4 separate regions of the Homo sapiens genome follow, and regions 2, 3 and 4 are each linked to region 1. A link is a contact called in ENCODE Hi-C or POLR2A ChIA-PET data. All regions are on one chromosome and are shown on one strand. Each heading gives the region's core, a stretch centred on a gene start or an enhancer-like site at or near the end of the contact. The rest is flanking DNA. Distances are from core to core; before and after follow the strand shown. Region 1 holds the start of ETHE1 (ETHE1 persulfide dioxygenase). Region 2 has its middle 7.1 kb from the start of CBLC. Region 3 holds the start of TOMM40 (translocase of outer mitochondrial membrane 40). Region 4 has its middle 6.9 kb from the start of CEACAM16.

The links. A loop is a pair of places that touch in the nucleus more often than their neighbours do. ChIA-PET counts read pairs that join two places held with the same protein, here RNA polymerase II (POLR2A). Pooled maps may share reads with other maps.
Region 2: a pooled map shows a loop between it and region 1 (3-fold over the local background). The contact joins the enhancer-like site here to the promoter of ETHE1 in region 1. A Hi-C loop is called at or near these places in 1 of 50 pooled maps. POLR2A ChIA-PET finds 5 or more read pairs at or near these places in 3 of 52 experiments (BJ, activated CD4-positive, alpha-beta T cell and endothelial cell of umbilical vein).
Region 3: a pooled map shows a loop between it and region 1 (6-fold over the local background). The contact joins the promoter of TOMM40 here to the promoter of ETHE1 in region 1. A Hi-C loop is called at or near these places in 3 of 37 single-sample maps with no recorded cell type and 7 of 50 pooled maps. POLR2A ChIA-PET finds 5 or more read pairs at or near these places in 1 of 52 experiments (OCI-LY7).
Region 4: a pooled map shows a loop between it and region 1 (4-fold over the local background). The contact joins the enhancer-like site here to the promoter of ETHE1 in region 1. A Hi-C loop is called at or near these places in 2 of 50 pooled maps. POLR2A ChIA-PET finds 5 or more read pairs at or near these places in 3 of 52 experiments (AG04450, CD4-positive, alpha-beta T cell and activated B cell).

What each region holds. Positions count from the first base shown.
Region 1 is chr19:43,525,951-43,528,650 of GRCh38, forward strand. ETHE1 (ETHE1 persulfide dioxygenase) reads right to left here and starts at 1,251. Exons shown (of 7, transcript NM_014297.5): 1 at 1,147-1,251; 2 at 565-709; 3 at 251-399. The coding sequence starts at 1,227. RefSeq lists enhancers at 1-402, 403-907, 423-602 and a silencer at 1,213-1,402.
Region 2 is chr19:44,769,416-44,772,115 of GRCh38, forward strand. No RefSeq gene overlaps it. Among named protein-coding and RNA genes, the nearest start is that of CBLC, 7.1 kb to the right of the region's middle. Within about 2 kb of position 1,321, at least 4 of the 41 ENCODE cell types and tissues checked have a DNase peak (open chromatin) inside an H3K27ac peak, as active enhancers do.
Region 3 is chr19:44,889,945-44,892,644 of GRCh38, forward strand. It overlaps TOMM40 (translocase of outer mitochondrial membrane 40), which reads left to right and starts at 1,310. Exons shown (of 9, transcript NM_001128917.2): 1 at 1,310-1,745; 2 at 2,449-2,516. The coding sequence starts at 1,472. RefSeq lists enhancers at 1-367, 537-696 and a silencer at 1,007-1,646.
Region 4 is chr19:44,690,916-44,693,615 of GRCh38, forward strand. No RefSeq gene overlaps it. Among named protein-coding and RNA genes, the nearest start is that of CEACAM16, 6.9 kb to the right of the region's middle. RefSeq lists an enhancer at 1,519-1,588. Within about 2 kb of position 1,341, at least 23 of the 41 ENCODE cell types and tissues checked have a DNase peak (open chromatin) inside an H3K27ac peak, as active enhancers do; they include CD4-positive, alpha-beta T cell, where a contact is called at or near this core.

The DNA.
Region 1 (2,700 bases), core at 1-2,500:
AAGGAAACTCCTTAAATGCTGTTGACTTAGGAGTTCCGCCAGTGCCCCACCTGCCCAGAGCCTCTTGCCCCAGTGCCCCACCTGGGTTTATGGTGCCCCCCTCCCAGAAATATGAGCTCAGGGGTCAGAAACCCAGGTCCTGAGGTCCCTCCTCCCCAAGGACTCAGGATCCCAGGCCCCCAGTCCCCTCTTCCCTTAAGTTTAAGAAGTCCAGGCCACCACCCTCTTGGGGACCCAGCACCCAACTCACGAAGCGCCCGAAGCGGATGGAGTCTCCATCCTCAATGTGTAAGTCAGCCTGGGCCCCACTAAGGCGGGAGATGACAGACTGGCAGCCAGGGAGGAGGGAACGGAGCAGCCCCGAGCCTGTAATGTGGTCCGCGTGGCAGTGGGTATTCACTGGGAGAGAGAGGAGGGACAGGTCCGGAGGGTACAGAAAGGACCTGGGAGTCCCAGCCCAGATCCTTCTCCCTCAGACTCAGGAGTTCTGGGCCCCAGCTTCCCATTCCACTGACGCTGCAGCCCAGCCCCGCTGGGATCCATGAGTTTGGTCCCCGGACTGACCAGCATAGAGCAGCCGCAGCCCCAGCTCCTTGATCAGCTGGGCATCCCGAGGCGCTGTTTCCAGGACTGGGTCGATCAGAACGGCCTCCCGGGACTCTCTGTCACCCAGCAGGTACGTGAAGGTGCAGCTCACAGGCTCGAACATCTGGGAACGGGGGACCCAGGTGAGGGCGCAGAACCGGACTTCCACCCACTGGAGGCCAAGTAGTCCAGACTGACCCTATCCTCTTCCTAAGATCCAGAAGCAGAAACCCCAGCCCACTCTTTCCCCGGGAGTCGGGAGTCCGGAGCCCCACTACCTTCCCCTATCAGAACAAAAGAGTTCCAACTTCCTAACATCCCAAAATCAGGGTCCCCAGCACGTTCTTTCATAGAGGACCCAGGGGTCTGGCCCCAAGCCCAGAGGCCCCCAGACCACTCACCTTTAAAGGACCCAAGAGTCCAGCCCTAAACCTCCACCCCGCTTTCCGCAAGATGCAGGCGTGGGTCCCCCCGGATCTCTCCCTATTAAGAGACCCCGGAGTTCCGTCCTTGCTGCCGCCTAGTGCCCAGCAGTCCCCTCCTAGGTCCAGCCACCCGCACCTGCCGCAGGAGGATGGGGGCTCCAGACCCGCCGCGCTGGCTCAGCTGCCGCCGGGCGACCCTCAGTACAGCCTCCGCCATCGCGCCCACTGCGGGGTCAGGAATGAGCGGAGGCCGAGCGCCTGCAGGAGCCGGGCGCTACGGCACTGACCCCGGGAAGGGCGGGGCGGGGGCGGAGCACGCCTTAAAGGGGCCACGGACGCCTGGGGCAGAGGGCGGGGGACCGCCGAGCGGGACTGGGGCGAGGGCGAGACCGAGGAAAGCCAGAGTGCAATGCCTGGACGCTTTGAGACCCAGAAAAAACAGAGAACAGGGAGACACTCAAAGTGCGAGGGACAGACGCTCAGAGACACACAGACATACTCATGTAGGAACAGAGATAGGGAGAGAAGTAGAAACCCAGGGAGAGGCCCCAGTACACTCATAGCCTCGGGGCCGTTTTTTTTCCTTTTTCTTTTGTTTTATTTTGAGACAGAGTCTCGCTCTGTCACGCAGGCTTGAGTGCAGTGACTCGATCTCAGCTTACTACAGCCTTAAACTCCCGGGTTCAAGCGATCCTCCAACCTCAGCCTCCCGAGTAGCTGGGACTATGGCACGTTGCCACCACACCCGACATTTTATATATATATATTTATATCTATATATATATTTATATACATATATATATATACACACACACACACACATACATGTATATAAAATTTGTTTTTTGCAGAGACGGAGTTCTCACTATGTTGCCCAGGCTGATCTCGAACTCCTGAGCTCAAGCGTTCCTCCCACCTTGTCCTCCCAAAGTGCTGGGATTACAGACGTGAGCCACCGCGTCCCGTGGGGCCGTTTTCTAGCAGGTGGTAGGATAGTCATGGTTAGAAAAAGATGTTCGGTTCCGGGAGGCAGAGGTTGCAGTGAGTAGAGATGACGCCACTGCACTCCAGCCTGGGCGACAGAGGGAGACTCTGTCTCAAAAAAAAAAGATATTCGTTCGGTTCCAGGTCATTAATATCTTGAGGGACTTTTGAGTGGGTGCCTGGTTACCAGAACAACACTTGATCCCATTAAAGTTCATCCAGAAATTGCATAAGCATTTTATCAGGAATGTTTCTCTCTTTCCAGGAAGAAATCTTAAAAAAAAAAAAAAAGATAATTTTGCATTATCTCTTGAATAATCAGATTGGGGATTATTCATCTTCTGTTGGGGTGTGAACCTCTGAAAAGAGCTTGTGTTCATTTACACCAAGGACCTGGGGCTGAAAAACTGTAGTCTCAAGTCATGAGCTGTCAGAAAGTCTGCTCTTTGTAATCGTAGCAGTAGTGAGAATAGGACATCCCACTCTCATCTGGAGGATCTATGTCACTTTGTGACATCAGAGCAGCCTTGATTTCCAGCCTAGGGGCAGAGCTTTTTTTTTTTTTTTTAATTGTTAGAATTTTTTTTGTAGAAACAGGGGTCTTGCTATGTTGCCTAGGCTGGTCTCCAGCTCCTGGCCTCAAATGGTCCTCCCACCTGGGCCTCCCAAAATGCTGGGATTACAGGTATGAACCACTGAGTTATCC
Region 2 (2,700 bases), core at 71-2,570, 1.2 Mb after region 1:
GACTACAGGCGCCCGCCACCACGCCCGGATAATTTTTTATATTTTTAGTAGAGATGGGGTTTCACCGTGTTAGCCAGGATGGTCTCGATCTCCTGACTTCATGATCCGCCCGCCTCGGCCTCCCAAAGTGCTGGGATTATAGGCATGAGCCACCGCGCAGCCGAACACATCTGTTCTTTAAGTGTGTTTTCAGACCTTCACATAAGCCAGACTTTTACTTTATAGAAAGGGAAACTGTGGCCCAGGGATGGAAGAGACTGACTTGGTGAATCGATAGGTCTGGGATTCCATGATTCACCATAACCAACCGACCAAATCTGTCAGCATTCTTGGGACAACCAGCATCGTGTGCCTCCTGATATCATGTACAGAGAAGGACACAGCATCACTTCTGTAACACTCCTGCCACCAGAATCTAATCACAAGGAAACATCACACAAACCCAAATCAAGGAGACCTTCTCCAAAAGAACTAGCCTATAATCTTCAAAAATGTCAATTCCATGAAAAACAAAGAAAGGCCAAGGAACCGTACCAGACTGAAGGAAACCGAAGAGATGAAAACTTTTTGCTATGACAGATAGTTTGGGGACAGCTGGCAATTTGCATACAGGCTGCACTGTTGGATACTACTGTCACTGAGAAATGTACACTGCTCCTCTGTACTGTGGTGGTGTAAGAGAACGTCCTTACACTTGGAAATGCAACTGAAGCATTTAGAGGCAAAGGGACGTAATGTCTGAAACTATTCTTGCAACTTCTCTGTAACTTTAAAATAATTTCAAAAGAAAAACAAATGATTTCAAAGTAAAAGTCATGGTTTAAGAGTCTGTGATTTTGGCCAGGCGCGGTGGCTCTCGCCTGTAATCCCAGCACTTTGGGAGGCCGAGGCGGGCAGATCACTTGAAGTCAGGAGTTCGAGACCAGCCTGGCCAACATGGTGAAACTCCGTCTCTACTAAAAATACAAAAAATTAGCCAGGTGTGGTGAGATGCGCCTGTAATACCAGCTACTCGGGAGCGTGAGGCACGAGAATCGCTTGAACCCGGGAGGCGGAGGTTGCAGTGACTAGAGTTCGCGCTACTGCACTCCAGCCTGGGCGACAGAGCGAGACTCAGTCTCAAAAAAAAAAAAAAAGAAAAGAAAAGTCTATGGTTTAAGGTTCTGTGTTTCCGAGTATCTCTAAGTCTGTGCATGCATTTGTGGTCAGAGTCTGGGGAGCTGGGGGCGTGAATGGGCTGCTTCAGACACTGCTTTGAGGGTGTGACCAGGACCTGAGGGTGTGGTTAAGGTGTAGGGGTGGGGCTAGGCCCTTGGGGGTGGGACCACAGTCCCAGAGGCGTGGCCAGGGCCTCGAAGGTATGGCCATAGTTTGAGGCGTGGCCGAGAAACTCCGTTCCCAAGGGAGGTGGTAACTCTGTGCTCAGAGCGCCCTCTTGTGGCTATCCTCAGGTCTCCACTTTTTATTCAATAGCTTTATTTCGTTTTATTTTTTTCAACTTTCATTTTAGATTCAGGGAGTACATGTGCAGGCTTGTTACCTGGGTATATTGCATGATGCTGAGGTTTGGGGTACGACTGATCCCGTCACCCAGGTACTGAGCATAGTACCCAACAGTTTTTCAACCCTTGCCCCCTCCCTTCTTCCCTCCCCACTTTAGCAGTCCCCAGTTTCTATTGTTGCCATCTTTATGTCCCTGAGTACTCAACGTTTAGCTCCCACTTACAAGTAAGAATGAGCGGTATTTGGCTTTTTCATCCAGCCTAACTGTTTTATTGAGATATAATGTGTATACCATACAATTTACCTCTTTAAAGTGTACAATTCTGGCCGGGCGCAGTGGCTCATGCCTGTAATCCCACCACTTTGGGAGGCCGAGGTGGGAGAATTACTTGAACTCAGGAGTTCAAGACCAGCCTGGGCAACACAGAGAGACCTCGTCTCTATAAAAATAAAAATAAAATTTTAAAAAGTGTACAATTCAGTGACTTTAGTATATTCACAAAATAGTGCAATTATCACCAGACTTTTTTTTTTTTTTTTTTTTTTGAGATGGAGTCTAGCTCTGTCGCCCAGGCTGGAGTGCAATGGTTCAGTCTCAGCTCACTGCAACCTCTGCCTCCCAGGTTCATGCCATTCTCCTGTCTCAGCCTCCCGAGTAGCTAGGATTACAGGTGCATGCCGCCATGCCCGGCTAATTTTTTATACTTTAGTAGAGACAGGGTTTCACTGTGTTGCCCAGGCTAGTCTCGAACTCCTGAGCTCAAGCAATCCACCTGCCTCAGCATCCCAAAGTGCTGGGATTACAGGCGTGAGCCACCATGCCTGCCTCACCAGATTCTATTTTAAAACAGTTGTTCACCCCAAAAAGAAACCTCATACCCATTAGTAGTCACTCCCTATTTCCCCTCAACACCCTTCCAGCTCTAGACAACCCATAACATACTCTCCCTTTTTTGTATTTTTGGACATAACATAGTTGTACATATTGTGGGGGTACATGTGATGTTTTGATACATGTATACAATGTGCAATGATGAAATCAGGGTAACTGGGATATCCATCACCTCGTTTATCTTTTCTTTGTGTTTAGAACATCACAATTATTCTCTTGTAGCTTTTTTTTTTTTTTTTTTTTTTTTTTGAGATGGAGTCTCGCACCGTCGCCCAGGCTGGAGTGCAGTGGCGCGATCTCAGCTC
Region 3 (2,700 bases), core at 60-2,559, 1.4 Mb after region 1:
CGAAAGTTAGCCGGGCGTGGTGGCACGCACCTGTAGTTCAGCTACTCTGGAGGCTGAGGTAGGAGGATCGATTGAGGCCAGAAGTTCAAGGCTGCAGTAAGCTATGATGGCGCCACTGCACTCCAGCCTGAGTGACAGAGTCCAACCTTGTCTTTAAAAAAATAAAAATTAAAAAAGCAGTAACGAAAGTATAAGAGGCTCAAGTTTAATGAATAAACGGCAAGTAAAAGTAGACTAAAGGCAAAATCATGAATAATGTTGTAATAGGAGCCCAAGGCATGACGGATAATAAACCTGAATGAATGGGCCAGAGGCAGAGTGATGAATAATGGAAAAATAGGGACCGGGGGCAAGGGAGGTAACGGACAGGAGTTCATGGATCCAAAACATGATGGCTAATTAGAGAAGGGCCGGAAGAACGACGAAAGTGAGCAGGCAGGCTGGAGCTAAAAGTAGTCTGGGCAATGAAGCTCAAATGAATGGGGCAGAGGCATGATGGGTAATGGGAGAGGAATGAATGGGCCAAAGATAGAAGCCGCAGTGACGCGAGGAACAAGAGGCATGATGGGTAACGAAAGGGGTGGGTCTAAGGCAACTGTTTCGCTAAGAGGTGATGAGGGCATTGTGGGTAACGAGGAGCAGCGCAGGGTTCGCAGAACAGATTAGAATTCTCCCGAGGCACTCTGGGAAGGGCCAGCACTTCCGGTTTTAGGTCGGCTACTCCGAACCAGAGGTGGGGTGGGGGCCCGGCTGCCGCGGTGCCTGGTGGGACGCGAGGCCTGACCTTGCTGCCTAGCCGCCTCTGCCGCGCAACCCACCTTTACCTGTCCTTCGACCCTGGAACGTTAGCCAATGAGAGTACCAAGCTGATACGCCACCAAGGTCGACCCCGTACACGCTGGAGCCAATCAAAATGCTGCAAGGGTCAAAGCCGACCAATTATCACAGCAACCTCGCCGCGGGGCGGAATCAAAAGAGGGCCTCCTCCAGGAGAGAGGCGGGGCGATGCCTCAGCGGGCGTGGCAAAATGCTCAGCACAGACCAATGGCGGGTTAGCACCGGAACCCGCGGCGACGCGAGCCAATAGGCGCAGGCGCTGCGAGCCAATGGGAAGGGTGGGAGGGGCGCCGTGGCTACCCTGCGAGTGAGAACCAATACAAAAGGACATTTCAGGGAAAGTGGGCGGGACTTTATGCACAAGTCCAATGGGAAGACCGAGTCTTGACGCTGGTGGGCGGGCCTCAGGGCACACTAAACCAATGGGCTAGGTGGGGCGGGGCGACGGTGGTGGCGGCGGCGGCAGCGGGTTCGGTTGCGCGTGGCGCACGGGGTGGGAGCGGAGCCCAGGCCGGGAGCAGGCGCCGCCGCCAGTGAGAACCGGGGCCGGAGCCGGGTGCGGATTTGCTGGGGCTGAGTCGGGGGCGCGCGGGCCCTGACCTCTGCCCTCTGACCTCTCCCCTAGCAGGCGACCATGGGGAACGTGTTGGCTGCCAGCTCGCCGCCCGCAGGGCCGCCACCGCCGCCTGCGCCGGCCCTCGTGGGGCTGCCGCCACCTCCGCCCTCGCCGCCGGGCTTCACGCTGCCGCCGCTGGGAGGCAGCCTGGGCGCCGGCACCAGTACGAGTCGAAGTTCGGAACGGACCCCCGGGGCTGCAACCGCCAGCGCCTCAGGGGCCGCCGAGGATGGGGCCTGCGGCTGCCTGCCCAACCCGGGCACATTCGAGGAGTGCCACCGGAAGTGCAAGGGTGAGGGGCGAGGGGCCCCCGCTGGGCTGCGATGGCCTGGATCTCGGGGGAAGGGGGAGGACACTGGGGACTCTGGGATTTGGCGCGCACCATTGGAATTATTTAACAGCACTAGGAGGTGATGTTGGGATCGAATGGTGGAACGTTGGACTTGGGGCTTAGAATGATGGAATCAAATGCTGGAAACGGGATGGAATGTCATAGCAGTAGAGAAAAGCCTTTAGGGACCTGAGGAGCCCCGGGATCAGCCAAGCCAGACTTCTCTTGTGATCGGGAAGGCAACTGAGGCCCAAGGTCACGGTGTCAGCAAGGTGTCAGCGAGGTTCCTTGGGTATGGGACCCAAAGCCTCCGGATCCCAGCCTGGAGCAATTAGAGTAGTAGTAGTGGTGGAGATTTATGGAGTTCTGTTCTGGTGTTCATTATACGTTAACTCATTAGATCCTTGGGACAATTCTGTGTGGTGAGGGTCCCATCTTTCAGATGATGAGTTTGACCTAAAGTTGCTCAGCTTGGTGGCAGTGAGATTTGAGCAAGCAAAGGCCCTGGCCCTGTCTAACTAGGCTGTACTGCCTCTTTACAGGTGGAATCCTTTGTGAGATGTTCTGCTGTGGGTCTCTGGAGAGAGCTGGGGGTGGTAGGGAAGGAAGAGATGAGAGTTGGTGTGGGGTTGGAGTGGAGTGTGACAGCGTTTCTCTTCTCCAGAGCTGTTTCCCATTCAGATGGAGGGTGTCAAGCTCACAGTCAACAAAGGGTTGAGTAACCATTTTCAGGTGAGCCTTCCTGGTGTCCTTACCCACCAGAGATCGTCCCCGCCGTCCCCCTCCCTGCATCTGCACACTCGGCCCAATTACTCCTCCCTCAAGAGCTGGGCTCCCTGATACTTGAAAAGACTCGGAGATATAGTGCCAGACTGACTACTCAGTTTGGGGACCTAGAATCCAGAGGTACTGTCTC
Region 4 (2,700 bases), core at 91-2,590, 1.2 Mb after region 1:
GGCCAACATGGTGAAACCCATCTCTACTAAAAATACAAAAAATTAGCTGGGTGTGGTGGCAGGCGCCTGTAATCCTAGCTACTCAGGAGCCTGAGGCAGAAGAATCGCTTGAACCAGGGAGGCAGAGGTTGCAGTGAGCCGATATTGTGCCACTGCCCTCCAGCCTGTGGGACAGAGCAAGACTCCGTCTCAAAAAAAAAAAAAAAAGTAATGGCAAAAGCCACAATTACTTTTGCACCAACCTAGTACTGTGATTATCCCCATTTTACAGATGAGGAAACTGAGGTTAAGTAAGTGAAGCTGACCAGGCAAAGTGGCTTATGCTTTTAATCCCAGGACTTTAGGAGGCAAAGGCAGAAGGACCGCTTGAGCTCAGAAGTCCAAGATGAGCCTGGGTAACAGCGAGACCCAGTCTGCACACACAAAAAAATTTATTTATTTACTTTCATTTATTTATTTATTTATTTATTTTGAGATGGAGCCTCTCCCTGTCACCCAGGCTGGAGTGCGGTGGCACGATCTCGGCTCACTGCAACCTTTGCCTCCTGGGTTCAAGCGATTTCTGGCTTATTTTTGTATTTTTAGTAGAGACGGGGGTTTTACCACGTTGGCCACGCTGGTCTTGAACTCCTGACCTCAAGTGATCCACCCACCTCGGCCTCTCAAAGTGCTGGGATTACTGGCGTGAATTACCGCACTGGGCCAAAAATATTTAAAAATTAGCCAGGCGTGGTGGTGTGTGCCTGTGGTCCCAGCTACCTGGGAGACTGGGGTGGAAGGACTGCTTAACCCCAAGAGGTCAAGGCTGCGGTGAGCTGTGATTGTGCCACCACACTCCAGCCTGGGCGACAGAGCGAGACTCTGTCTCAAAAAAAAAAAAAAAAAGGTGAGGTCACCCAGGGTATCAGTGGACAAGCTGAGAACAAAACCAAAGTTTCTAACACCGAAAATTTGTCTTCTGCTCATCCCAGCCTGAAAGGAAGGTGAACCAAGATGCAATCCATGCCCATTCAAGTGGGGTCTGTGTGTCCAGGCAGAGGTGTCTGCCCTCTACAAAGGGCACAGGGGAGAGAGTGATGCTTAACCCAAAGGAGGTCTCGCTGATGGTGGAATTTCAGGCACCGTGTTTATGTTTGGCCTAATTAGCTTGAGACCAGTGTCCTTGACGGGAACTAAGACGCCCCCCACGCCCATCCCCGGCTCCCAGGCTCTCTCCACCCAAGTTCTGCCCACCAGGGCACACTGCTTCCCTCTGCCACCTCCTCTTCCCACGAGCCCTGGTACACCCTAGATTCTCAGGGCTGTGGCTCCTTGCTTTACAAATGAGTAAGTTGGTGGCAGGGAAGGAAGTGGGCTGGGCCATGACCAAGAGTCACTATGATTCACGGGGAAAACCCTGCCCTCCCGATTCAACTCTGTGTGCAAAAAGGTTTTGTGCGGGTTCCTAGGGTCTCAGGGTCAATGGATGTAGATAGACCACTAGAGGTATACACAGCCACTGTCCACCAACTCTCCCACCCCCCGGGTCTGCCTACAGCCCTGGATGGGGATCCTGTACCGGGGGGGCGGTTGGGGGGTTGGACAGGTGTGGGTTGAGGTGTTGTTTACATGTTGAACACACTGGGGTTCCAGGTAAGTTTCCGTCAGAAGAAAGCACTTCACTGCTGAGGCAGAAATTTCAAAATATTGAACCACTTTTCGATCCTGGCAGAAGGGAATTTTCCCAGGGTGATAAAAGTGTTCTAAAATTAGATTTGAGTGATGGCTGCCCAAAAGGAATTATGATATTATTCAAGAAATCATGGCTTTGCTGAACAACAGAAAACTCGAACACTGAGCATTTGAAGATATTAAGGAATTGTTGATTTTTATGTTCACTGTTTAGGTGAAATGATAGCATTGTGAGTGTGTTATTTTTAAATGAGTCCTTATCTTTTAAAGATACAGGCAGAAATAGCTATAAAATGATCTGATGGCTGGGATTTGCTTTCAAATAATACAGGAGAGGGCCGTGGGTGAGGAGAGGGAACCAGATTGCCTATGAGCTGAGTGATGGGTATGTGGTTGCGAGGGCAGACACCATTCTTCTCTCTGCTTTCGATGGGTGCGTAGAATTTCCCATAATAAAAAGTGGTTTTTAAATTGTTTTGACCATTGGCCTCGCGCGGTGGCTCACGCCTATAATCCCAGCACTTTGGGAGGCAGAGGCAGGCAGATCACTTGAGGGCAGGAGTTCGAGACCAGCCTGGGCAACCTGGTGAAACCCCATCTCTATTGAAAACACATAAAAATTACCCGAGTATAGTGGCATGCGCCTGTAATCCCAGCCACTCGAGAAGCTGAGGCAGGAGAATCGCTTGAACCCGGGAGGCAGAGGTTGCAGTGAGCTGAGGTCGTGCCACTGCACTCCAGCCTGGGCAACAGAGCGAGACTCCATCTCAAAAAAGAAAAAAAAAATTGTTTTAACCATTCTAAAGGAATGAGAAAAGAATTCTACAACTTTTGTTTTTTTGTTTTTTTTTTTGAGACAGAGTCTCACTCTGTCCCCCAGGCTGGAGTGCAGTAGCGTGATCACAACTTACTGCAGCTTCCATCTCCTGGGCTCAAGTGATCCTCCTGCCTCAGCCTCCAGAGTAGCTGGAATTACAGGCATGTGCCACCATACCTGGCTAATTTTTTTTTTTTTTTTTTTGAGATGAA